Regions from separate parts of the Mus musculus genome. Here regions 2 and 3 are each linked to region 1. A link is a loop called in an ENCODE intact Hi-C map of the cell type or tissue named here. Cell type or tissue: gastrocnemius. All regions are shown on one strand.

Region 1 (8,000 bases):
CACTGTGCAGGGTAACTGCACGGTGCCTTGCGGCAGGAATGTGCTGTTATTTGAGCGTGTCCTGTGGGGATCACAGCGTAATTTAATCAGCACTTTAGCATGGCATCTCTCCAGGGTGGGGAAATAATGAAGTCAGCGCTCAGTGCTGGGAGTTCTCAGTTCAGCCTTGGGCACCGCTGTGACCTAGAGCTGGGCACAGTTACTGCAACACTGCCAGCATCCGAGGTGTGGCTGTCCTAGATGCTGTGGGCCAGGGAGGCTAGCAGCATCGTGGACTCCCAACCTATTAGGGACAAGTGGGTATCTTCCCTATTCCAGCTGTTAAGTAAGTATATCCAGACACTGTCAAATGTCCCCTGAGGGTCAGGGAGGGACTGCCCCTGTGTTACAAACCACTGCCCTAACTCTATTAGAAAGATCGGTTTGTGAACCAATTGCTTGAGTGTCACAGGAGGGAAAGTTGTCGAGAAGAGGCTGGGCTGAGGTTTAAATCCCAGGAGGCTAATGGTGGAAGATAGTTTGAGGCTAGCCTGGGATGCAGAGAAACTGCCAACTCAAAGGCAAGAGAAGGGGGGAGTGGGGAGACAGCGGTATATATATATATATATATATATATATATATATATATATCCAGGCTTCATTTCAAAATGTTCTGTAGTAACCAATAGGAAGATCGAGGCAAAATAATAAATGGTCAATCAAGATGTGGGGTGGGGTTCTGCTCACTGTGAATTAATACACACAAACTGATAGTTGTATTAGTAGATATCAAAAAAGATGTAGAACCAGGCAGGGTGGCACGTGGTTCAATTTCCCTTTAAAGTTTCATAAAATATTTTCTCAGATGTTGGTGATTCAGATGATAATTATGACAATCTGTGTGTGGCTGTAGGCATGTCCCATGCATGCATGGGCTGTGTGTGTGTGTGTGTGTGTGTGTGTGTGTGTGTGTGTGTGTGTGTGTGTGAGTCCATGGTGCGTGTGCACTTGTGTGTACTGTGTAAGAACAGTGGTCTGGAACCTGTGAACAGCATCCTGACCTCCTCACAGCAGCTTAGGCGTCCATGAACTTGGATAAACTCGTCTTTCTGGCTTTGGCTTCTCATTGTCCATATCAATGAGAGTGACTGCTAACACAAGTATTGGTCCCACATCCTGCCTTTGACCTTCGGGACATCCCAGCACTGAGGTAAACATGACCAGAGCCCTATCTCTTAACTGCTCACTGTGGACTTTATTCTTCACAGGGGAGGGTAGGTACCAGCCATTGGGACCCAGGTTGTACTCAAAGCGACTTTTCTGAAGCATCCAGAGATAGAGCAAAGCTGGACAGATGTTCTCTTCATCTTCTCTGATTTTCTTGGGTACCGTTTGCTTGTCATGCCTGCACCTGTGGAGATTGCTGTTGTGGTCCGATCGTAAGTTCTGGGACGCACAGAGCTGTGTGAGTGCAGATTCCCTTCACACAGCGCTGAGGTGCTCAGTGGCCTGCAGCCGAGATGCCCAGAGCATGTCAGATTTCCCAAGCAGGACCTCTCTAGACATCTCTCAGCATGTGCTGCTGTCTCTTACGAGGTAGAAACCCTGAACACAAGCTTCCAGAATTAAATTGAACCCTTTAGTTCCTGGTCTCAAAGGATACCCACAGCTGTGATGGGAAGTTCTGCCACACTTTGTTTAAATGTATACTTTATATTATTCATTCATAAATAAAAATGGAATCCCGCTACATGCTGTTTTACAGTGCCGGGTTTCTGGCTGGTTGACTTTATCCGGTTAGAGCCAACTCCTCCCAGAGCTTATGTTCAGATGGCCCTGCCTGGCGAAGTGACACCCAGGAGAGGTTACAGCCCTTTGTAATGGCTCTTTCTCTTCCACTGATTTTACCCAATGGGGAAAGAAGTCTTTTTGTTTATCACAGATAGGTCCAGGCATTTTCCAAGGCCAGAGCTGAGCTGCATCCAGCATCTCTGGGGACTGGCTGCATTGTCCCCGAAATGCTGACAAATCAAGGGTAGTCCATATCTCTTGGGCATATTGTTGATTCTGCAAAAAATCAGGAGAGCAGATATAAAAGAAAAAAAGGCCCGCCCCCAGAGGCCTTGCAGGTGTGGCTGCTGTTTCACGTGTGCATCAGTAGGTGGCAGAGCGGAGGGCAGTTACGTCTACGCTCAAAGTTCTGACCTGTGAACATCTGAATGTTGTGTAGCCTAACATTCCCTAATAAAAGTGAGCCTGAGATGACCACCAGTCCAGCGCCACGGGAGACAGACACCCTCACATGGGGCCTCTTGGGCAGGTGAGGAGCAAGCCTGAGATAACCATCAGACTGGTGCCATGGGTCCCGGCCAGGAAACTAGCCTGAGATGACCATCAGTCTGGCCCCACTTGGACCTTGGGAGTGGAGGCAAGAAGGCCATATTTGAGATGCCTCCTGCCTGGGGCCATAATATGCGAATGAGAGATAGCATTCCTGAGACCACTCCTGAGATAACCCCAGACACCCCAGAGACCCTGGGCACCTCTAAGAGGAGCAAGTGGTGGAGAAATGAAAAAGAAAGAAGGGTGTGGGTACAATGAAGAGAGGCTGAACTGGAGATTTAAGGGTATCGGGGAACAGCCTGATGTGAGTAACCGGTGATGTACCATCTGGGACCATGGTGGGATCCTGGCCTGTGCTGCCACCAGGAACCATGTCTGGGTCCGTGGCCCTGTAGTAACGGGTCTGCTACCACCAATGGCCAGGCCGATGTCCCTGGTCTGACAGGTTGATGTCTGAGGGTTATGCAGAACCGGCCCCACCCCTCACCTGATCATCATGGCAGAGCTGGTCCTCTAAGGGGGATATGGGAGTAGCGGCCCTGACCCTGCCCTTAGCCAGCTGCAGTGCTTGGGAGAGCAGGCCCATACACTGCAGGAGTTGCGGGTGAGCTGGCCCAAGGATGTGAGCGTAGGAGAGCAGACCCTGACACTTATCTTCCTTGTGGTGACATGGATAAGGGACTGATCCCCTCCCCTCTTTGCTCTCAGCACCTGAGGAGAGCTGTCCCTGCCCCTCACCTGCTGCAGCTCTCAGGAGAGCAAGCCCCCACACCTCACCTGGACAGCACAGTGGAGCTGACCCTGATGGCCAGGGCTCAGGTGAACTGGCCCCAAGGGTGTGAGCACGGGGGAGCTGGCCCAGCAATTTTTTCCCCCTTTGGTTTTTCAAGACAGGGTTTCTCTGTATAGCCCTGGCTGTCCTGGAACTCACTTTGTATGTAGACCAGGCTGGCCTCCAACTCAGAAATCCGCCTGCCTCTGCCTCCCAAGTGCTGAGATTAAAGGCGTGTGCCACCAGTGCCCGGCTCCAGCAACTTTTTTGTGGTGTGGCAACTTGGGTGAGGGAGAGATGCCCTCCTCCCTCACCTACCCTCACCCCTTGCCACCTATGGCCCCAGGGTCGTGAAAGTGGGAGAACTGGTCCTGTCCCTCACCAGCTGCAATGCTCAGGAAATTGGGCCCTGCATCTCCCCTGGGTAGCAAGGTAGAGCTGGCCAGGATTGCAGGGGTTGCTGGTGAGTCGGTTCTGAGCAGGAGAGCCAGTGGACTGACTGAGCAGCTCTGCTACTTCTAGGGCCCAGATCCAGGGCTTTGAGTTGGCTCACCCCAACATCTACCGTCATTGATGAACTGCCGGGGTGCACAAAGGGGCCAGTCCTACAGATCCAAACTTCAGGATCTCCATGACACAGGGCAACAGCAGGCTATCTGAGAGGCGTCCCAGTGAGGAATCAGCATTGATAGAGTAATGGAAGTCAGAGAGGCCTCTTATCAGACTGATGAATTCTTGCAATGAACATTTGCAAGCAAAGACGTGTGGACAAGAGGGTACACTGTGTGACACTGGGACACACTACAGCTTCTAAGAAGAGGTTTTTTTCTCTGCTGGGGGTGGGTCGAAAGGGTATAGGCTGGGTATGAGAGAGGAGGGGGACACGAGTGGGACTGGGGTGCATAATGTGAAATTTACAAAGAAACTAATAAAACTTTAAAAAAAAAAATGGTACTGGTGTGATGGCTCAGCAGTTAAGAGGACTTGCTGCTTCCAGAGGACCTGGGTTTGATTCTCAGCACCCACACGGTGACTCACAGCCATCTGTAAGTCGATCGGGTTCCAATACTCTCTTCTACCCTGTATGTACTAGGCATGAACATGGTAAACCCACATACATGTAGACAAAAGACCATACCGATAAAAATAAATCTTTGAAATTTCAAAATAAAAAAAGGTCCAAGGCAGGCTCCAGGGACCAACATCTTTCTGAAGAGGTAGCATGGGGAAAGGCAGATGTATACCTGGGGCAGTGCCTGTCGCCCGTCCGACCCCCATCAGCTAGGGCCTCAGTCACATGGTGGATTTTTAAAAGTTTCGGGAACTTCTGTGTAAGGGTGTCCCTAAAAGTTCCTTAGCAGCCTCTGTTTGGAGCTATGCTGGCTCCTATAGGCTTATGCAGCGCCCTTCCCCCGTGCTGAACACAAACCTTCCGGGTGGGTGTGAATCTGGACGGCCCTTCAGACTAAGCTCCTTGGGCTCCATCCTGGCATCCAAACCTGCCTAGGTTTTTTGCCTGAAGTCTGAGCTTAGCGCTAACCCAAGACAAATAGTGTCAAGGCAGCTCACCCGTCGGTTCGGCTGATTTATTTGACACAAATAAGCTCGCTGACCTGATTTAGCCTTGCGGGGGACCACAGACCAAGTCAGGCATGATCTTAAGGCTCTTGCTATTTGGCTGCAGCCAACGCGGCTCAGTGCTGGTGGCTGACGGCACGCACAGTGGTAGTTGCTGACTTTGCCACTTGGTGGCGCCAGTTGCATAGGTTTTTTTTCTATCCCTGGTGTGAGCCTGGTGTTGACTGCGGATCAGACTTCCCCAGGATGCCGCCAAAACAATGACTATGGGTAGAGAGCTATCTGGTGGCAGCAGCAAATCAGGACTCCTTCCTAGACCTGGCATTTTGGGGGGACCAGGGCCCTCAGAGGAGGAAATAAACCTGCTGGCGATGAGCTACTGTCTCTCGGCGCCCCCCTTCTCAGCCTCGGTCCCGGCCAGGACAAAGCATAGGTAGATCTTCTTAGCCATCCTTCAGTGACAGGGATTAGGAGCACGAAGGGACCATTCCCACTACGCCTTCTCTGAGGTGTTCATCGCTTTGATCTCCTAGGTGGAAGAAGATACCGACTCTCTGTGGTTCTTCTCCGTTCAAGGTCACACACAAACCATCTGCCTGGTGAGAAATCCAGACCAGGTGTCTCCAGGTATCTCCGGAGGGCACCTCGTGAGCATGCCCTGTGCGACATGGTGCTAAATAGGTCGCTTATGATTCAACTGCCACCCACCCTCCTGACCTAGGTAGGTCTTCTCATCTCTGTTTTATGGACACAAATTCAGGGGAGATTTGCACTGGCTTCCTGGCGTTAGCCAGGGGTACCCTCCACTGGGAAGACAGCTCCTGCTATATGGGAAGTGGGGTCCCTAGGAGTAGCAGGTTAGGTGTTTGCCCTGAAATTGGCCTGGGATTGGGACTATTGTTTAAGCAAAAGTTTACACTAAAAAGGTTTTTTTTTTTTTAGAAAAAAAAAAGACATTATTCATTATTTTTAGTTGTGTGTGTGTGTACAAGTGCAGGTTCCCACGGAGGTTAGAGGCCCTGGAGGCCCTGGAGCTAAGTCCCAGACAGTTTTTAGCCACCTGACATAGGCACTAGGAATAGAAACTGGGTCCTCTTCTACTCTTGACCACTGGACCTTCTCTCCAGCCTCCTTTTCTATCCCCTGGTCCTCGACTGTCCTAGAAGGGGAACTTAGCATTTTAGGCCAGCTCTGACAAGTGGCTGCATCTTACAGTCCTGTGGTCCTTGTCATAGGCTGAGTTGTGAGTCCCCAAAGTCCTAAGTTGCAACCTTAGCCCCATATTGTTTTTTAGGAGGGAGGGCCTTTAAGGAAATGATCGATGGGTGGGTGGGTCGATTCAATAAGTAAAGGCTCTTGCTGCCAAGCCTGACAACACGATTGTGACCCCTGGGACCCACATGGTGGAAGGAGAGAAACCACTCCCAATAAGTTATCTTCTGTGTACAGTGGCACACCTATACATAAACACATGCTAGGAAAATCATTGTGATTTTAAAATAGGAAGGAGAAGAAGGAGAAGAAGAAGAAGAAGAAAAAGAAGAAGAAGAAGAAGAAGAAGAAGCTGAATTCAGAGGAAGCACTATGATAAGCCTAGCTCAGTGTCCTTACAGGAAGAGAGAAAGAGAGAGGGAGGGGGAGAGGGAGGGGAAGGAGAGAACGCTGCAGACATCATCGGATCCCTGTAGCATCTTTGCTAGCCTCTGATTCTGCATGCTGCTTTTCCTCCATCCCAAATGTATCTAGCAGATACATTTCTGCAAAGCCACTAACAGAGGTATCTCCTACATCCCTATGTCCCAAAGTCCTACAGCCCCACCCCCTGCCCACTCCATAAAACCCGTACTGTGATCTGCTTTACACATGAGGGTAACGAGCCAGAAGCAGTGAGGTGAGACACAACCACTTCTCATTTCTCACTCTTTCCTCCCTCCCAGCTTCTTAGATCCCTGGACTGTTGCTTTTAGTGTGTGTAGGTGACAGGGGAAATGGGGGGGGGGGGCTTCAGATAAAGACAACCCTTGCTCTTCCTCAGGTTCTCTTTCCTACTTTCAATCTAATCATATCTCCAAGTCACAGCTGAGGGCTTTCTGGATGGAAAGTCATGGCCAGACAGTTTAGCACCATGTCTGGCGAACTTTCTCTGTAAGGGGAAATGCATTCAATGGATAGGTTCAGCTTTGTGAACCCACTGACAATTATGAAAGCCGGCGTGCAAACAAATGAGGTCTGCTTATGTACCAATAAAACTATTTACAAACACAAGCCAAGGGCCGAATTCAGCCTTCGACCCTCGTTTTGTGGCCCCCGGTTTAGTGGGCCAGCCGTTATGCTCAAGATCCTTCCACGCTGTCCCAGTTATAGATTCTAAATGAGAGGGAAACAGAAATCTTTCCCTAAGTGCTCTTGAGTGCGTTGCTCGAGAGCAACAAGAAACAGCCTTCACAGGACCTTGACCAAGAAGTAGGAGCAACAGGAATTTGAGTTTTTAACCCCAGAGCAGATGCTTAGAAAAGAGGATTCCACTCACTTCCCGCTACCCCTTGGTGGAAGGCTGGGTATTTTAATTAGCAAATGTTGGCAAATTGCTTTTCAGAAAATGTTAAAATGTTTCATGTTCTAAGTGCCAAGAGCCCTAATTAACGCTCCTTAAAGATACCACCTGGAACTGTGATCTTTTGTTGCTCGAGGTCTAAGCTTGCAAGAATAACCCACAGAGGAAAAACCTAGTTTTTTAAGCAAACCGACCCCAATAAAAACATCTCTGTCATGTAGTCGCCTTTACTTCCTTCTGTGGCATGTGGTTCTCAGCACCTGCCGTGTGAAAGCCGCACTCTCTGAGGTGGTGGCTGGTTCTGGGTATAGTATCTGATGGGAACAGGGTAGGAAACGAATTAACCCATCCATTTGTGGTCTGCTGGAGGCTGAGCCCTGGTGGGTCAAGATTATGGAGAAGAGGGGCTTGCGGCTGCCTTGTCACCAGGCTGAGGATAGCTCTCACCTGCTGCAGCCTGATCAGGCAAGCTGGGTGTCTCTGCTTTGTTACTCTTAACAGCTGGGTAATGAATTGGCTCCCCAACACTCCTGTTTCTCATGTGGTTGCTGCGGAGACAGAAGCAGCCCCGATCTGTGTCGATGTCAGGAGCCAGGGAGACAGCAATGAATGCCACTCTAAACCATGTGTCAGGGAGGACGCCTTATCCATCTGATGAAGTACCTAAGTTAACTCAAGTGGCAGGATCAGGCCAGGGGGAAGAGAGGCTGGCAGGGGCAGGATCCTGATTAGGGTGAGATTCTGAGTCTGACCATTGGTCCTGATGCTCCTAAT
Region 2 (8,000 bases), 470 kb after region 1:
TGAAGGAAACAGACCCGCAGTGAGAGGAAAGTCAGGGTGGCCCTGCAGACCCTGAGGGAGACACAGGCCGTTGCACATCACCCTGTGGTTCCTGTTCATTCTCTTCAGCTGTTATTGAGAACAAATTGAGGGGAAAACCGCTGTGTCACAGGACGAGTCAGAACGTTTTATGACTCCGTAAATATAGTCTGACTGGCTCAGATGTAGAAGTGGGACGTGCAGAGATTGGATCGTGACAGTGTAAGTGGATCCACAGCTTCTTACTCAAGCATGCCATGGGAGGAAACGGATAGTGATAGCCAGCCAGTCACTGTAGGGGTTTTTAATTAACATGAAAGAAACATGGACTTACAGGGCTGGTCAGATGAGGACTTACACGTGTACTAATAAGACAGTCCTTTCTGTTTCTTCATGAGTGCATACAGCAGGAGACATCACAGTATATGAAGACATAGCCACGGCTGGCCACTCACTGTAGCCATCCTGCAGGGTGGTCCTTAGACTGTGCACTAGTCTTTCATTTTTATTTAAAAGGCGATTGCTTTAGAGTGGACTCAGCATCTGATGCTTAAAAGTACAGGCTGCAGTAATGAGTTAAAATAAGCACTGAGGTAAAGAGCCAGCACCATCCAAGGCAAGACCTAAGTGAATTTGTAATGGGAGGGGAGAGGAGGGCCAGAGCCAGACACAGACACATACACACACAGAGACACACACCGACACAGACAGGCACAGGCACAGACTCAGACAGACACACAGATGCAGACGTAGACACAGACACAGTGCTGAGCCAGTGCTCCCTCCTCAACTGTAGCAGTGCAAGCAGCACACCCTGTTTCGTCTCTGCTCTGCCTTCCTGACTGTGGTGAGCTATGAATATAACATCTGCCAGGGCACCGCCCAACGGAATCCAAGACACTGCAAACTGGGGCAACACTTGTACATCTACTTAGGACACCCCATGGAAGGAGTTTTGTTAATGAATGCATCACATGTCATTTCTAATGTAGCCAAGGACAAGAAGTCATAGAGCACTTCCGGGGCGCTCTAGAGTTGTGTGTGTTGTGTGTACAGCTTGTGTCAGTTTGTTCCAGTTCTGTTGTGTTCTGAATTCCCAGTAGCCACTTGTAGCTAGTGCATACAGGTAAAAGGAAAAGATTCCATATTACTAATTTGTGTATGTAACAATGAAGGATCAATACAGTGAGCAGACCATTTGCCTATGAATTTCTTTAAAATTATATCTTTTCTTTTTCTAAGAATGAATCTTAAGGGAAAACAAAACAAAACAAAATGTTAGTTGGACCATTCGGAGTGTTTAATTCTGTGCTTGGGCTTCTGCTCTATCCTCTGAGGCAGGAGGATCCTGAGAAAGAAGCCAGTGGTTTGAGGTGGGCGGAGAGCGGGAAAAGGCCGAGAGGAAGGAGTAGCAGGGCTCAGCCCTTGAGTCCTGCATGGAGTTGCCCATGTCCTTTTCTAGGAGCAGCAAAGTGCTGGCCAGGCTCCATGGCTGCCTGGCATCTGAATCCAGACTCGCTGTTTTCTCCCCGTGCACAGTTGCCCGGGCCTGCTCTTAGAGCGTGTGTCTGAGCACTGTTCTCATGGCATTGCACTCCTAGTTGAGAGGTGGGCACCATGTGCTGCCAGGTGCTCACCTGAGCCCTGCCTTCTCTGTAAGTGTGCAGGGTGAGGCTATTTACTACAGTGTGGGTGGCGTTGACAGTAGGCCTCCCTTAGCAGTATTTGATGGTAAGAATGTGGAGAGCACTTTAAAGTGAGCCTGTGGCAACGGAAATTCTATCTTGTCTTTGTGGAAGTGAGCAGGGTGCCGGAGGCTTTGAAAACACGAGGCTGTAACTTTTTATAGCATTAGTGAGACAAGTGGCCTCAGCAGAAATAAACTTACCATGATTCTTACAGGAAATTTAAAACAAAGCTATTTATTTATGTGTCTTAACTTTTAATATGATTTTATTTTTATTATTTTTAATTGTGTGAGTGTATGAGAGAGAGAGAGAGAGAGAATGGATGTGGGTGTGTGGGTGTGTCTGTGTACTTGCTCACAGTACAGGTACCCTTGGAAGCCTTGGATCCCTTGAAGTTGGAGTACAGACAGTTGTGAGCTGCCATACATGTGGGTGCTGGAAACTGAACCTGGGTCCTCCACAAGAGCAGCCAGTGCTCTTAACTGCTGAGGCATCTCTCCAGCTTTTGTAATTTTTTTGTTGTTTGGAAAGGTCTCACTGTGTAGCCCTGACTGCCCTGGAACTTGCTGTGTAGATTAGAATGGCCTTGAACTCAGAGATCTGCCAACTTCTGCCTCCTGAGACTGCAGAGTTGCTGGGATTAAAGGCTTTGCCACCATTAAGTTAGTCCATTCTGGAAACACACACGTCGTTTCACTGTTCCCTGTTGAATTTTTCTTTCCAGCCCTTCCTGTCCACTCTGCCCTCATCTCCCCAGATAGAGACTCCTTCTCTAAAGCCTTGATTTGGTTTGCCATAGTTTGAAGCACACTGTTCTGACTCTCAGAATTCTGCTTTAATTCCATGTTAACAGAGTAGAGCTGCTGCTCTTGAGCTTGGGGAAATGTTAGAGGTATAGTGCACATTTCTCCAGTCAGCCTGTACCCTACAGTAATCTTACCCTGTGTTTGAAATAAAATACATTGATTTGATTGGAGACCTTTCTCTTGCTTTAGAGTCAATAATTTGTGTATAGAGTTTCCAATAGTTACCTTGCCTGGCCTTCTTAGTTGCAGGCATTTTCAAGTTGTAAATCCTACTACTAGCCAGCAATCAGAGGCAAAGGCTCTGAAAGGTCGCTCACCCCTGCCTGTGACCCCCGTTCCAGGTGTCCATTTGCTCCCTCCCTGTAGTGAGCTCTTGGAAGCTTTCTTGTCCTGGTGGAAAGCAAGCAAGCCTGTTATATATCTAAGGGAGACTTGCTGCTAGTTGGTGGATGAGGCACTGAGGAAGGATCTTTCCCAGCCACAGCTGAGCTCTGCCTGGAGGATGTGGACCCTGGAGAGTATGCAGCCAGAGGCAGCAGCCAGGTCACAATCTGCATAATCAAGTTCATTGTTTCATATTAATTCCTGCTTAAGGGCTAGGTGCTTAGTTAAATGTTGGGGCTTTAAGAAAGGCATTAGCTATGGAAATGGGGAGGACATCAAAAGTAATAATAACAATCATAAACTCCTAGTTCCAAACACAGGGCACCACCTAGTGGCCATGCTCTGTAACCTCCACTTGCATTGTATTAGGCACAGCCTGCTTTGAGACTCAGCCTCTCACCAGTTCATGAACTGTTTGTTATTGGATATACCGACTCTGTGAGGACAGGGTTCTCTAAGCCCTCCTCCTTCCTTGCTGGGAACAGAAGGCAGGAATGTGCACCAACTTGCTAGACTCTGACTGTAAACTGTTTTCTGGCCACTGTGTACCCTGTCCTGTTGACAGCACCTGTAGAGTCTAGAGAGACAGCATGAAGTCATTCCCCAGACAGCAGGACTATGACTCAGTCACACCAACCCCAGCCTTGCTCTAAATCAATTCTGTTTTCTCTACTCTTTCATAAACATTTGCAGATGAAGATAGACTTTGATAATATATAATGTAGTTGGATTGCTTTCACTTTCTTCTTGACTCTTTCTGGATCAGTTACTGGAAGAAAGTGACATGCTCTGCAGACTCTGCTCACTGCATTAGCATTACACCATGCCATACAGCCCTTGAGAGGGGGAGGCTCGGGAGTGTGGCCGCCTGAGGGTGACCTGTGTCTTGACATTCTGTTAGCCTTGTGTGGACACTGCTGTGCCTGGCTGCTTGTCTCAGCTTTGAGGAATCTTGCTGTTAAGATGCACTTTTAATTTTGTTTTTAGCAGTTGCAGACTTGCAAAGGATGTTCCCCACCCCTCCGTCATTGGAACAGCACCCTGCATTTTCTCCTGTGATGAACTATAAAGATGGAGTAAGTTCAGAGACAGTGACTGCACTGGGCATGATGGAGAGTCCCGTGGTCAGCATGGTCCCCACACACCTCACGGAGTTTAGGATGGAAGTGGAAGATGGCTTAGGAAGCCCCAAGCCAGAGGAGATAAAGGTAATAACCAGTTTGGGCTTCCCCAGGGCTGGGGTGCTTTTCAGTGGGCCACACACACGAGTGCATAAGGACCATTGAAACTGGAGCTTGTCAGTAGAAGTCACTCCATCAACAGCTTTGGCATCAGATTTTTCTTTTTACTTATTAGAGAGAACTATTGAATTACAGTCGGTTCTGTGCCTGGGTTTTATGAAGCACCGAGCCACCGTGGCTGGCTCTAGTTTGCCAGCATTAAGCCAACCCCATTTCATTGTCACAGGACTTTTCCTATGTGCACAAAGTGCCGCAGTTCCAGCCTTTCGTGGGATCCTCCATGTTTGCTCCACTGAAGACGCTGCCGAGCCATTGCCTGCTGCCTCTGAAGACACCTGACGCCTGTCTGTTCCGGCCCTCATGGGCGGTCCCTCCTAAGATGGAACAGCTGCCCATGCCCCCTGCAGCCTCTTCTATTAGAGACGGCTACAAGTATGTGTGGGACTCTACCTACCCCTTACCATATGTGATAGCACCTCACTGTTTTCTCAGACTCGTCCCGGGGCCACAGTGGCTCAGTCTCTGAGACCACTTGCTCGCTTAGTTTCCTTTTGACCATGTTGTCTTGTGCGGGTCTGTGTGTTTATTTTTAAATGTTTCTTCTGTGTGTGTGTGTGTGTGTGTGTGTGTGTGTGTGTGTGTATGTATGTGTGTGTGTTTGTGCGCACTTGCATGTTTGTATACAAATTAAGATTAGAGAGCTGTGTGTGATTCTAAGCTGGTGTTTGCCATAGAATCTACACTTGATTGAAGTTGTTGATGTTTGTGGGTAGTGGGAGGAGCTTTGATTTGTAAGGTAATGGTTTCAGTGTGGGACTTTACAATTAGGTAAAGCAGTAACAGGTTGAGGTGTGGTTGGGGAAAGTAAAGGTAGACATGGCTGGTAACTTGGTTGTCTCGACCTGCCGGAGAAACAGTATTTATACCAGCAGTGCAGACTCCGCTTTCTTTGAAAGAAAGAACCTCTTATTCAGATAATTTGCGAATGCAAATGTGCATCTGAGCCACATGCATGTGTGGATGGATAAGCAAGCAAGTGCAGGTTGCAGGTGTTTTGCTCGGTTTCACTGCAGGGACTGTGGAGATGAGTGGGCTCCAGCACATGCCCCTTCTTAGGGACAGTTGTCAGGCAGGGAGATTGAATATGTATATTGTCTTATTTTAAAATGTTAACCACTAATTCAAAGATAAGCCTTAGGAACAAGTAAAACAAATTTCTGGTTCAGGACTCATTTTTGTCACATGTCTGTGACAGACGCCAGTGATTTACATAGTCAGTGTCAGAATGAGGAACTGGGTAGAAAAAAATGACAGGAGGACCCTGGATTTGGGAGCTAGCACCACCATGCCGTGTGACAGCTCTGCCTTATAAAATGGCTACTTGGGCTTGAAGGGTGCTGCACCTGGGTCTCCCACGCCTTACAGTGGGCTCCCTCTCCCCAGAGCTTTGGGAAAGCTCCAGCAGCCAGTGGCAGCAGACCACGGTGGGGAGGGGAGAGGACTGTGCCGCTGCCCTGCAAGTGGTTGGCCTGGCTGCTGCCAAGCTCCATTTGGGCTCTAGCTGTGCAGCCTCAGCCCCAGACTCTCTGGACAGGCTCTGGTAGTCGTCATGCTCTGAGCTGTCACTATACCCATCACTCACTCCTGCCCTGTGCCCTCTGCAGCAGAGGTTAGGCTGGCATTGCTACAGAGCCTGTGCTTACAGGAAGGTACCTTTTCCCCTACGGTCTGATGTGTCGTGGTCTGATGTCAGCGTTGACCCCTACCATGTGGCTAGTTTGTTGTTAGCTCTGCTTCACTTAAAACTAGCCTTGGGGTCCCAGACCTGCTTTATGGAGCAGGCAGCACAGCTCTGCACTGTCAGGGTCCCACTGGGTTCCCCAGTGCCCACTGCGTTTGGCTCACCTGTCTGTCACACTTGGGACATTTGCTGATGCTTGCTTCAGGACTGCTGCAGGCCACGCCAACTTCTGTCTCTCTGCTGACTGTCCCATTTTTCACACAAGATTGGTCTTCAGTCCATTCTTAATGAACAGGGAAGAATGAGGCTGTTTTCTACCTAGGGAACAAGTGAAGTACTTAGATTTTCAGTTAGCAATCATGGATCCTTTTTGGTCCAAACTGCAGATTCATTTTAGAATTTTGTTGACCAGGAAAATTTAAAGGAATCTAGTGAGTGTGCAGATAGTTATTTATTGCACTGTTGAATTTCTGTATCAGCTTTTGTTTGAACCCAAGAAACCCTTGTATGTCAGGGTTTATATAAATATTGCCTGATACCTGGGACACCTGAGATATCTGGGCCAATGGTGCAGGTTCTAGAAGATTACAGGGCAATAACTGTGTAAGTAATACAGGTGTGCAGCTCACTGAGGAGCACAGGCTTCATGTGCCAAGGCACCAGAACTGAAATACTTGCTGTCCCTGATGACTTGCAAGTGCACAGGCCCATGGGAGTGTGTTGAGATGTTTTATAATGGTAGAACATGCAAATGCTGCAGACATGGTCTCCTTTTCTGCTTGGCTGCTCTTCCCAAGCCACTGCTTATGAGGTAAGCCCTGTCCGTCTGAGGAATGAGAGTGATTGTGTAGAATATGTAACATGGAAGGATAAAGAAAACCGAAAGGGAATCTTCAGGAACCTCTTGGTGCGTCTTTCTCAGTGACTGCTGAGTGACACTAAAGCCTGTGCAGGACAGACAGATGGGCACAACAGTCACACAGTGCTGGGGACACGCAAGCCCTTACCAGGGCTGCCTTCTGAATTAGGAAAGCACCACATTTGAATGTGTGTTTGGTTACAGCTACTTCAGTATCATTACAGAATCATAGCCTCCAAGAAAAGCACACAGGCGGGCTCTCAGTTTCAAAGATGGCAAAGATGTAGCTGCAGGGTGGATGCAAGCCCTGCAGTGCTCCAGCTAGTCTAGGCTGCACTCTGTGCTCCTCACACAGCTTCCTCCATGACCGCTACCGTGCAGGCTCCCCACAGCTCCACAGCAGGTCAAGGTGTGGAGTGTGTGTGTGTGTGTGTGTGTGTGTGTGTGTGTGTGTGAGAGAGAGAGAGAGAGAGAGAGAGAGAGAGAGAATTCTCATGTTCTCCCTCTGCCCCTCTCTCCTTCCTTCCTTCTCTCCCTCATTTTTTCTTTGTTTTTGAAGAGAAAATTGCAGATATTCAGTGCAGGGCTATGGGGTGGGGTGTGCAGGGAGCTTCTGTACACTCCCCCCCCCCCAAAGCTACTTTGTATCTGTTGCAGTAACGTGCCTAGTGTCGGGAGCCTTGCAGACCCAGACTATCTGAACACACCACAGATGAACACACCTGTGACACTCAACAGCGCCGCCCCTGCCAGCAACAGTGGAGCTGGAGTTCTCCCATCTCCAGCTACCCCTCGGTTCTCTGTCCCCACACCACGAACCCCCAGGACTCCAAGAACTCCCAGAGGTGGGGGCACTGCTAGTGGCCAAGGGTCTGTGAAATATGACAGCACAGATCAGGGGTCACCAGCTTCCACCCCCTCTACCACAAGGCCCCTTAACTCTGTGGAGCCTGCCACCATGCAGCCAATTCCTGAGGCCCACAGTCTCTATGTCACCCTCATTCTGTCAGATTCTGTGATGAATGTCTTCAAGGACAGGAACTTTGACAGCTGTTGCATTTGTGCCTGCAACATGAACATCAAAGGGGCAGATGTCGGGCTGTACATCCCCGATTCCTCCAAGGAGGACCAGTACCGCTGCACCTGTGGGTTTAGTGCGATCGTGAACCGTAAACTTGGCTACAACTCGGGGCTCTTCCTCGAAGATGAGCTGGATATTTTTGGCAAGAATTCTGACATCGGCCAAGCTGCAGAAAGACGCCT
Region 3 (8,000 bases), 390 kb after region 1:
TGCTAGGCGTGGTCACGTCCTGCCCAGTAGTGTACTACCTGCTTACTGGTGGGCTTAGGAGGTATTGAAATGCTTATGCCCAAATGACTCAGTTCTGTTTAATAAAGGCCTTCAAAGGTGTTATGGTTGCTCTGCTTCATTACAGGGCGAGCAACCCTAATGTGATAAATCCTAGAGCTGTTCACAATGTAAAATCCATGCACATGTTTGTACAACCCTGAATCAGACACCTGTGATTCCAAGCTTTGCTGATAAAGGATTGGGAACCTGCTTAGGTACTGTTTGTGATCTGTACCTAGTTAAAATTTACACACACACACACACACACACACACACACACACACACACACACACACACACCCCTGAGGATGTTGGGTTTGAGAAGATACCTGTATTGTGAACCCCTTAGGTGGTTTGTATCCTCTTCACATAAGAAGACTACTGCACGATTTGTTCTTGGTGCTAAGTGGCCTTGTTAAGTGGTTAGCTGAATTGATAATAGCACAGAGGATTTATACCGAAGATGCTTTGGACAAGACTTCCATGTTTGGGGTAGGTGTTTTCATTTAGGGACAAGAATAATCACCCAGAATTCCAGAAAGGCTGCTGAAGTCACTACCAGGGTTTTTGTGACAGTTAAGGAAGAGCAGAGGGAAATGTGGGCCACCGAGTCTACACTCTCAGCAGGTCAGACTGTGCTGTCCTCGGTGTGTGACTCTGGGTTAGGCATCAGGAAGATAGTGCCAGGCCTTCTTTAGAAGTAGCCCAGACTGTTAGTGTGGCCCATCTGAGTGGAACATGGAGCCCTTGTGGCAGTGGGCCACCAAAATCATCAGTCAGGCGCTTAGAACCCGAGAGAGTGGGCAAAGAAACCCCTGTGTTGTGTGGGCTCTGCTGCCCTATGCAGTCACCTGGCTTCTATTAACTTGTGCAGCATTGGCTGAGCAATTGGGATTTGAAAGGAGGTATATGTGTGTGGTCTCTGAAAGCCAACCAATAACCTGCTTTTATAGAGATAAAAGTTACTCTTTATTTTCTTGTTTGAAAATAGTCTTTGTATAGGCACATAGTTTAGTATTTGTAACTTTTACAAACCATTTGTGACCAACCCTCAAGATAGACTATAAACCAAAGAGTGTACTGGTTTGTTATTGGGCTGTCTGCCCTGTGGTTTGTTTTCATCTTCTTTCCCCTGCCCCCCAGCCCTTTCCCCTGTGTGTAATGATGTTTATAAATCTAATGCAAGCCACAAAGTCACTTAATACACAGTTTGGTTGAAGTGTTTTAGAGGAAATGTGTCCCAGAGAATCATGCCGGTGAATCTGTCCCAAGGAGTAGGTGTAAGTCCATTAGCATCAGCAGCTCTGAGGACATACTGAACACCTAAGTGGGTTGACTTAGAGCATTGCTTCTGTGTTGCGTCACAGTTTCCAGTTGGTGACTACAGTGGCCCTGGACTGTGACCCACCCACACCTGTCCACAGAGATGCCCAGGAAAGCAGCAGGCCCGCGTCCCCTGCTCTGCTGATCGGTTCCTTTCACTTAGCCTTGTGACCAGCAGACAGTTGCAGAGTCTGTTCGTGCGTTGTGTTCCCAAAGGGAAGCACGGTGGCTTTATTTTCAGTGTGCATTGATGTGGCTGAGTAACACTTGCCTTACTCACTCTGACACCCAGCGGGGAGGAACGCAGCATCCATTAAATCTGTCTTTAGTCTTTCTCCAAAAACCAAACCAAGCCGGGTGTGGTGGCACACGCCTTTAATCCCAGCACTTGGGAGGCAGAGGCAGGCGGATTTCTGAGTTCGAGGCCAGCCTGGTCTACAAAGTGAGTTCCAGGACAGCCAGGGCTATACAGAGAAACCCTGTCTCAAAAAAAAAACCAAAAAAAAAGAAAAAAACCAAAAAAAAAAAAAAAAAAAAAAAAAAACCCAAACCAACCCCAAATGAACTTTCTCCAGGCTTGGACAGCGTCCTAAGCTCTACAGTTAGCTTCACAGAACCAAGTATGGTGATGCATGCCTATAATCAGCTAGCACTCTGGAGGTAGAGGTAGGATTAAGAAGCGTCATCTTCAGTAGTGTACGGAATTTGAGACCAGCCTGGGTATGTGAGGACCCTCCCACCCCCAAACAAGCAAGCAAAGAAGCACACCCCAAGCCCTTCTCCAACCTTTTTTTGCAAGATTCTCTTTGAAGTGTGTTCTGTTGCACAGTCTGAGAAAGCAGACACTCAAGTGTATGGCCCCAGAGCCAGCTGTCCCTTGATGTACTCAGGAGATGCTTTCTCTGCCATCCTCTAGGGAGCTTGTGGTAATTGTAACCTAGTGGGGCTGTGGGCGTTAGAGAGGTCCTGTATGCTGAGAATGTCACCACTGTCACCTCTTGTTAAGTGCTTACTCTACCAGCCGCAAACAGGACAGAGGACAGACTAAGTGTGGGCAAGCCGTAGTTAGTGGTTTGGTATTAGCCACTTATGTCCAGAGTTTAGCCATTAGTGCTGATCTTAGACTTATCTGGCCAAGAACAGACCTGTTCATTCTAAAGTAGAGTTCTGAAGTAGTCGGAACCCACTGGCAAAGCCTGCCACCAAATGAGCTAATATGTTAGCAGGCAGGGAAAGGCCCATTTGTATGTGTGAAGAATAAACAGTTTGGATGTTCATACTTCCAATAAAGACACAGTAAAGAGAGGTTTTACTTAAAAATCAAAACAAAACAAACAAACAAACAACCCAGAATATTCCAGCATGTGATGAACAAGATGACAGACTTGATTTAAATAATCATTGCTTTAAAAGTGTCATTTTGTTTTTTATGTACACGGATATATGAATTGTGCAAGCTTGACCTTAAAAAACAAGTGGCAATAATAGTAGGAGGTTTTGGTTGTTTTCCCTTTGAAGTAGGGTCTCGCTCTGAAGCTCAGGTACCTTGAACATCTGTAGCCACATGTCTGGCCAGCCCCAAGCAGCTACAGCCCTATTTCTAGATGTACTTGTTTGATAAGAGGGAACATTTGCTCAGAAGTGTTTGAGTGCCACTGTTTACCAGGCCCTGGGGATGAAGCCAAGCGAAAATCTGAACCTGATTTGTGGATTTTAAGCTCTAGTAGGGGAGTTTGATAAAGAAGTCAGCCACGGGCATAAAGTATGTCGTATGCTAGAGGGTGGTGTGGAGAGCCAAGCACAGGGGTGTGACTGCCATTCTGAACTTTCCAGACCTTCTACTTTCAGGAGAGTCCCCTGCAAGGTAGACACACAATTCTCAGTGTGCTTCAGGATGAGAGGACGACAGCCATAGAGCTACTCTGTCTAACTTCGAGAGAACAGAAGAGGGGTGGGCTGGGTGTCAGGAGACAGTTCAGTGAGCTGTGCTGAGCTGCAAGTGATGGGCGGGCTCCAAGTGGAGGAATTGGGAGACCTTAGCCACCATACCGAGCCCGACCGATCGACCAACCGACCGACTGGCCAGGCTGCTAGTGAAGCAGGCCAGCAGGCAGGATGATGCTGGTGAGTGCATGTGGCCCGCAAAGCTGTGTGTCTAGGATGCTGAGAAGCAGGCATGGTCTTCCATCGTGAAGGTGAAGCTGGCTGCTTAGATGGAGAGTGAGATGGTACAGAAAATTGCCACACTCACTGGCACTGGTCAATCGGGTTGTTCTGTTCTGTTTTCCTTTTTATAGAAATAATGTGGAAAACCTGGTTACTAAGGGATAACTTTATTTATATATTTTCCGTATTAGACCATTCATATTTTTTACATGTAAAGCTCTTTGTGTATCCTGTTTATATAGGTCAGATTTCTACAAGTGAAGAAGGAGGCACATAATACAGTGTGCTGCCGCCACCTAATGTTTGCTGCTTGCCTGCATTCCTTTCATGTGTGTGATCACAGCTGGCCTCCAGCCTCCATAATGGTTTGAATACAGAATGGTAGCAAATTAATTGGGGTTTATTTAATTGCCCTCATATTAGGCTCCTGTATGGATACTTAGCATGTTAATTGAATTGTATAGAAATAAGGTTGTGAGTTGAAGATTAATTTTATTGACATCTTGATCTCTATTAAATTCAATTCAATGGATATGTATTTGTTTTGATCAGCCCTATTGTCTGTCTGTTCTCATGGTTATTATGTTCGGATGGGTAGAGGACACATTTAAAACAACACAGTAAACAAACAGGAAAACAATTAGCAGACAAGGGAAGCAAACAGGACAGCAGGCATTGCTCTTCTGTAAACGGAGCTGTGGTAGAGTAGCAGAGCAGTGTGTGAGGTGACGGGATTGCACTGTGACAACTGTGCCACGGCAGCTACTGCTCCTGCTGGACAGCAAGGAATCACAGGCACGTCTGACTGCCCCAGTGTGGGAAGACAGTTGCTCTGAGGGTTTGTTCTGGACTGCTTCTTGTGATCATCCGTTTTCTGCATTCCTTTTACCAGCAGGTGAGAACTGAGTAGGTTGGTTTGCCGTTCACCTCAAGACATGCCCTTATCCAGGAAGCTCCTCTAATTAATATTGCCAAGAGTGGCATTTCAGAGGGACAAAGCAGTTTGGGTTCTACCTGCTGTAGTGTCACATTCCTGCCAGTGACAGTGTCACTCTAGCTGGAGTACTAAAAGTCACCTGTATCAGAAATAGCAATGCCAGCCCCATGCCAAAAGAAGGGCTTAGATATTTCTCAGATGCTCGCTTCCTTGAGTAATGTTCTGGGCATTGGGCATGCAGCTTTGAAACAAAGCGGGGAAACTCTGGTTTGCAGTGAGCTCTCATCTAAGCTGGACGGTGAGCCAGCCTGTGGTCAGTGCTCCAGGACAAATCAAGGAAGGAAATGAGAGAGCAGCATGTTTGGAAACAGGCAGCTTTGCTTGTGGTATGCAAGATTTCCTGTTGAGGCATACTTCATTTCCAATCGAATTGTAAAGTATTGTTTTGCCAGGCGTGGTGTACGTACTCCCAGCATTCTGGAGGCAGAGGCAGAGGAGCTCAGTGAGTTTGAGGTCAAGCTAGTTTGGTTTACATTGTGAGCTCCAGGACTACATAGAGAGACCCAGTCTCAAAAGCAAAAGACAAAACCATCAATAAAACACTCAAAAATGTATGTACATTAACCATAGCTATCCTCTCTGCCAGCGAGAGCTGCCAGGGTTAAGATGTCTGTTCAGCAGATGGCAGAGCATGCCCACCCGGCTTTCTACTCTTTCCCGGTACCGCATGAAATAAACAAATGACCGCCATGTTTCCTGTTCTGAAGGAGAGTGATATCAGTTGAGAAATATTTTTCAAAATAATACTTCATGATAACTTTACACACATTATTGAGTCTGGTTTTAATATTTCCTTTTCCCTTTAAATCCGAAAGAAGCATCCTAGATCAGAGATTTGGTTCATGTCAAAACCTCTCCGTCCTGGTTCAGAGTTGGTTTAGTAAACAGGGTAGAACAGGTACTGCTCCCCAGTGCTCCACCGTCGTCGCGCGGGTCACAGTCTGGCAGATGATTTCTGAGGATTTACAGCTTAGCAAGTCATACTTCACATTAAGTGAGCTTCCCCAGAGCTAACTTGGTGTCCACACACAGTGTTTGTAGGAAGTCAGTGGCTCTGCTCACCACCCACTGCACTGAGCCATAAATCCCCAGAAGTGGATGCAAGCAGTTTCCAGCTCTGTCTGCTTCTCCTGGACCAGAGCTTGGGGTGGGAACCCAGGGACCACCCAGAAGATTCTTGGGTCCTCCTGTTCCTAGCAGACTTCACCACCCACTGTCTGCTGTGCGCTGACTGCATCAGCTCCCAAGAAGCAGTGTTTCCGCGTCTAGGCTGTAAGGAAGCTAGAGAGTTGCAGTGTTTGAGAACGTTTGCTTGGTGCATCAGTCAGACTGCTCTGTCTTTGAACACATACAGAATTTAAATAATAGTCTGTTTGCATTCCTGCTACCTTCAGAGTTTGGTATCCAGCATTCTTCAAGTTTTTACTATTTAAAGGTCAGTTTTTATGTGCACAAGAAAGCCTCTGTGAGTTGTCCACAGCTGAAGTCCCCTGACCCCAGTGAAGGCAGAGTAGCCCTACTGAGTGCGGGCTTGTCACTTCATCTCCAGTGCACTTAGTAGTATGATTAGGGGTTACCAATAGATCCTCAAGTCCTTCCCCTTGGGATTTTACTGCAATTTGGGTTCCTGAGAATCTTTTCTTGGCTTTCGTAGACTCAGTTTCTGATTGGAACATTCAAAGGCTTATAATTCCGTTAACATCAGGTCCTCAAACGGATCAGTTCATGATTCTAGAGCATCTGATAACCTATGGCCCTGATGGCCATACAATTTACTGCCTTAATTTCCTTATCATAAAGTGAAGATTCTTTGTGTCTCCCTCCTAAGGAAATGGGTTTTGTTGCTGCATAGAAGTGACCAATCCTCAGCGATGCTGCTGCCGTTGTATCCCTGGCTTTGCTGCCTTTCACGTGACACAGGCTGCGCAGGGTGTGGAAGAGTGTTAACAACATCTGGAGTTGAGATTCTCCTATTCAGACTATTATTTAAATTCCGTATGTGTTCAAAGGGGTTTGGGCTTAATGGCTTAAGCTCTCCTTGATGAGTCTGGAAGGAGAGCACTGTTCTCTAACACAGTTGCTTGAAGGCAGCTCTCCGTTATGTTTACTGACATTCCCCTTGGTTGTCTTCTGACTTCAAGCGATTGTCATACCTTGCCTACCTGGGCTGAACTTTGCTCAGGAAGTAAAATGTTCATGAAAATGTACTGTGCTCTGTGATGACGTAAGAACCCCAGTTACATTCACTATTACTTAAAAACATCTTCCTGTGCTCAGACTTTAGAGACTTAACCGCCACTAATTTGGAGTTAATGCCTTATGTTTATAGCTGTTATGTAATTATAAAACACTGTTCTACAGGGCGAACACAGTCAGGACTCCTTGAATATAGAGACAGTATGGTAAATGCACTATACTGAGTGCATCACCTGATCTTTATTGCATATATATAGTTAAATGTTCCTAGGAAGAATTTGGGGCGGTCTGCCTAAAAGTAAGAGTGCTTCCTTTTGTGCCAGCTGTTGTACTGTGGCTAGTGTGATAACTCAGTTCTCTCACCATTTCCTTCTGTTTGAACTGCGGTAAATGTTCCTTAGCAAAGAGTTCTGTGGCATCTCATGGCCTTCAGTTGATATGATTATACCTCTGTCTCTGTCCCTCCTTTCCTCCTTTCTCCTTCCCTCTTCCGATACATACACATGTGCACATGCGTGCACACACACATGAAGGCATCATACAAATGCTTGAGCTGGAATTGCATTGGTCAGCTGTCACACTGAAGCTCATGGTGGTATTCGTTGTGAGGAAGTCAGTCTGATGAGCTCATTTTGTTGCAATACAAAATGCAGCTGCAGCAGCCAGACATCTTTGAAACCCTGACTTAAGCATCGCAATGGCTTTCTGTGGAGTGAAATAATTTCTAAATAGCTCATAAGGCTTCTGAATTTGTAACTGCCAGTATGCATGTCATTAATTCAACTCAGAGTTCCTTTCTGCATTGGACTCCCTCAGGCTCTCCCTCTGGGCAGCCTCTGCCTCACATTCTCTCTGACTTACCTCATTGGTAGCATTGGGTCTCAGAACCAGAACTGCTTCTCCATAGTGCTCTTCTTCTGAGTGTTTGCTGCACTTATACATTACTTCAAATGTAGTGGCACAGGTCACACCTACTTGATAATATTGGTAGGTTCCCTTAGTTCACAGCTGTGGAAAGGGTACGGGAGACATCCTTGTCTCTGCAGCAGGATGTCAAGGCCCTGGCTGGGCAAGCAAGGCTCGTTGAATGGCCCGATGTTAAAACTAACCAGAGACCTCTAGTCACTGGCCGACTCATGAGAGCTGGAGTGAGCTAGCAAACTCTTCATGTGCTTGGACGTCATCTCTGAATAGTGGCCCCAGAATGACATAATTATTGTTAGGACTCAAGGATGGCCTTGTAGAGTTGACATGATAA

What was found. A loop is a pair of places that touch in the nucleus more often than their neighbours do. Peaks named below come from ENCODE experiments on the same cell type or tissue, not always from the same donor. Only the 100,000 strongest peaks of a DNase experiment are listed, where the experiment ranks them.
Region 2: it touches region 1 in a loop (4-fold over the local background); 24 of 42 quality-filtered maps call a loop at or near these places.
Region 3: it touches region 1 in a loop (2.0-fold over the local background); 11 of 42 quality-filtered maps call a loop at or near these places.

What each region holds. Positions count from the first base shown.
Region 1 is chr5:118,264,363-118,272,362 of GRCm38, forward strand. Gm25076 (a small nucleolar RNA gene) reads left to right here and starts at 2,087; the gene lies at 2,087-2,218. In gastrocnemius, CTCF peaks have their summits at 51, 2,141 (motif pointing right) and 4,822 (motif pointing right); DNase peaks (open chromatin) are centred at 2,188 and 4,830.
Region 2 is chr5:118,734,432-118,742,431 of GRCm38, forward strand. Med13l (mediator complex subunit 13-like) reads left to right here. Exons shown (of 31, transcript NM_172424.4): 15 at 3,884-4,104; 16 at 4,364-4,569; 17 at 7,395-8,000. Among named protein-coding and RNA genes, the nearest start is that of Gm42015, 100 kb to the right of the region's middle. In gastrocnemius, a CTCF peak has its summit at 3,219 (motif pointing left); DNase peaks (open chromatin) are centred at 1,515 and 3,229; H3K27ac peaks cover 2,119 bases.
Region 3 is chr5:118,651,351-118,659,350 of GRCm38, forward strand. The region is part of intron 2 of Med13l (mediator complex subunit 13-like); the gene reads left to right. Among named protein-coding and RNA genes, the nearest start is that of Med13l, 95 kb to the left of the region's middle. In gastrocnemius, CTCF peaks have their summits at 3,858 and 4,552; DNase peaks (open chromatin) are centred at 3,445 and 3,857; H3K27ac peaks cover 1,240 bases.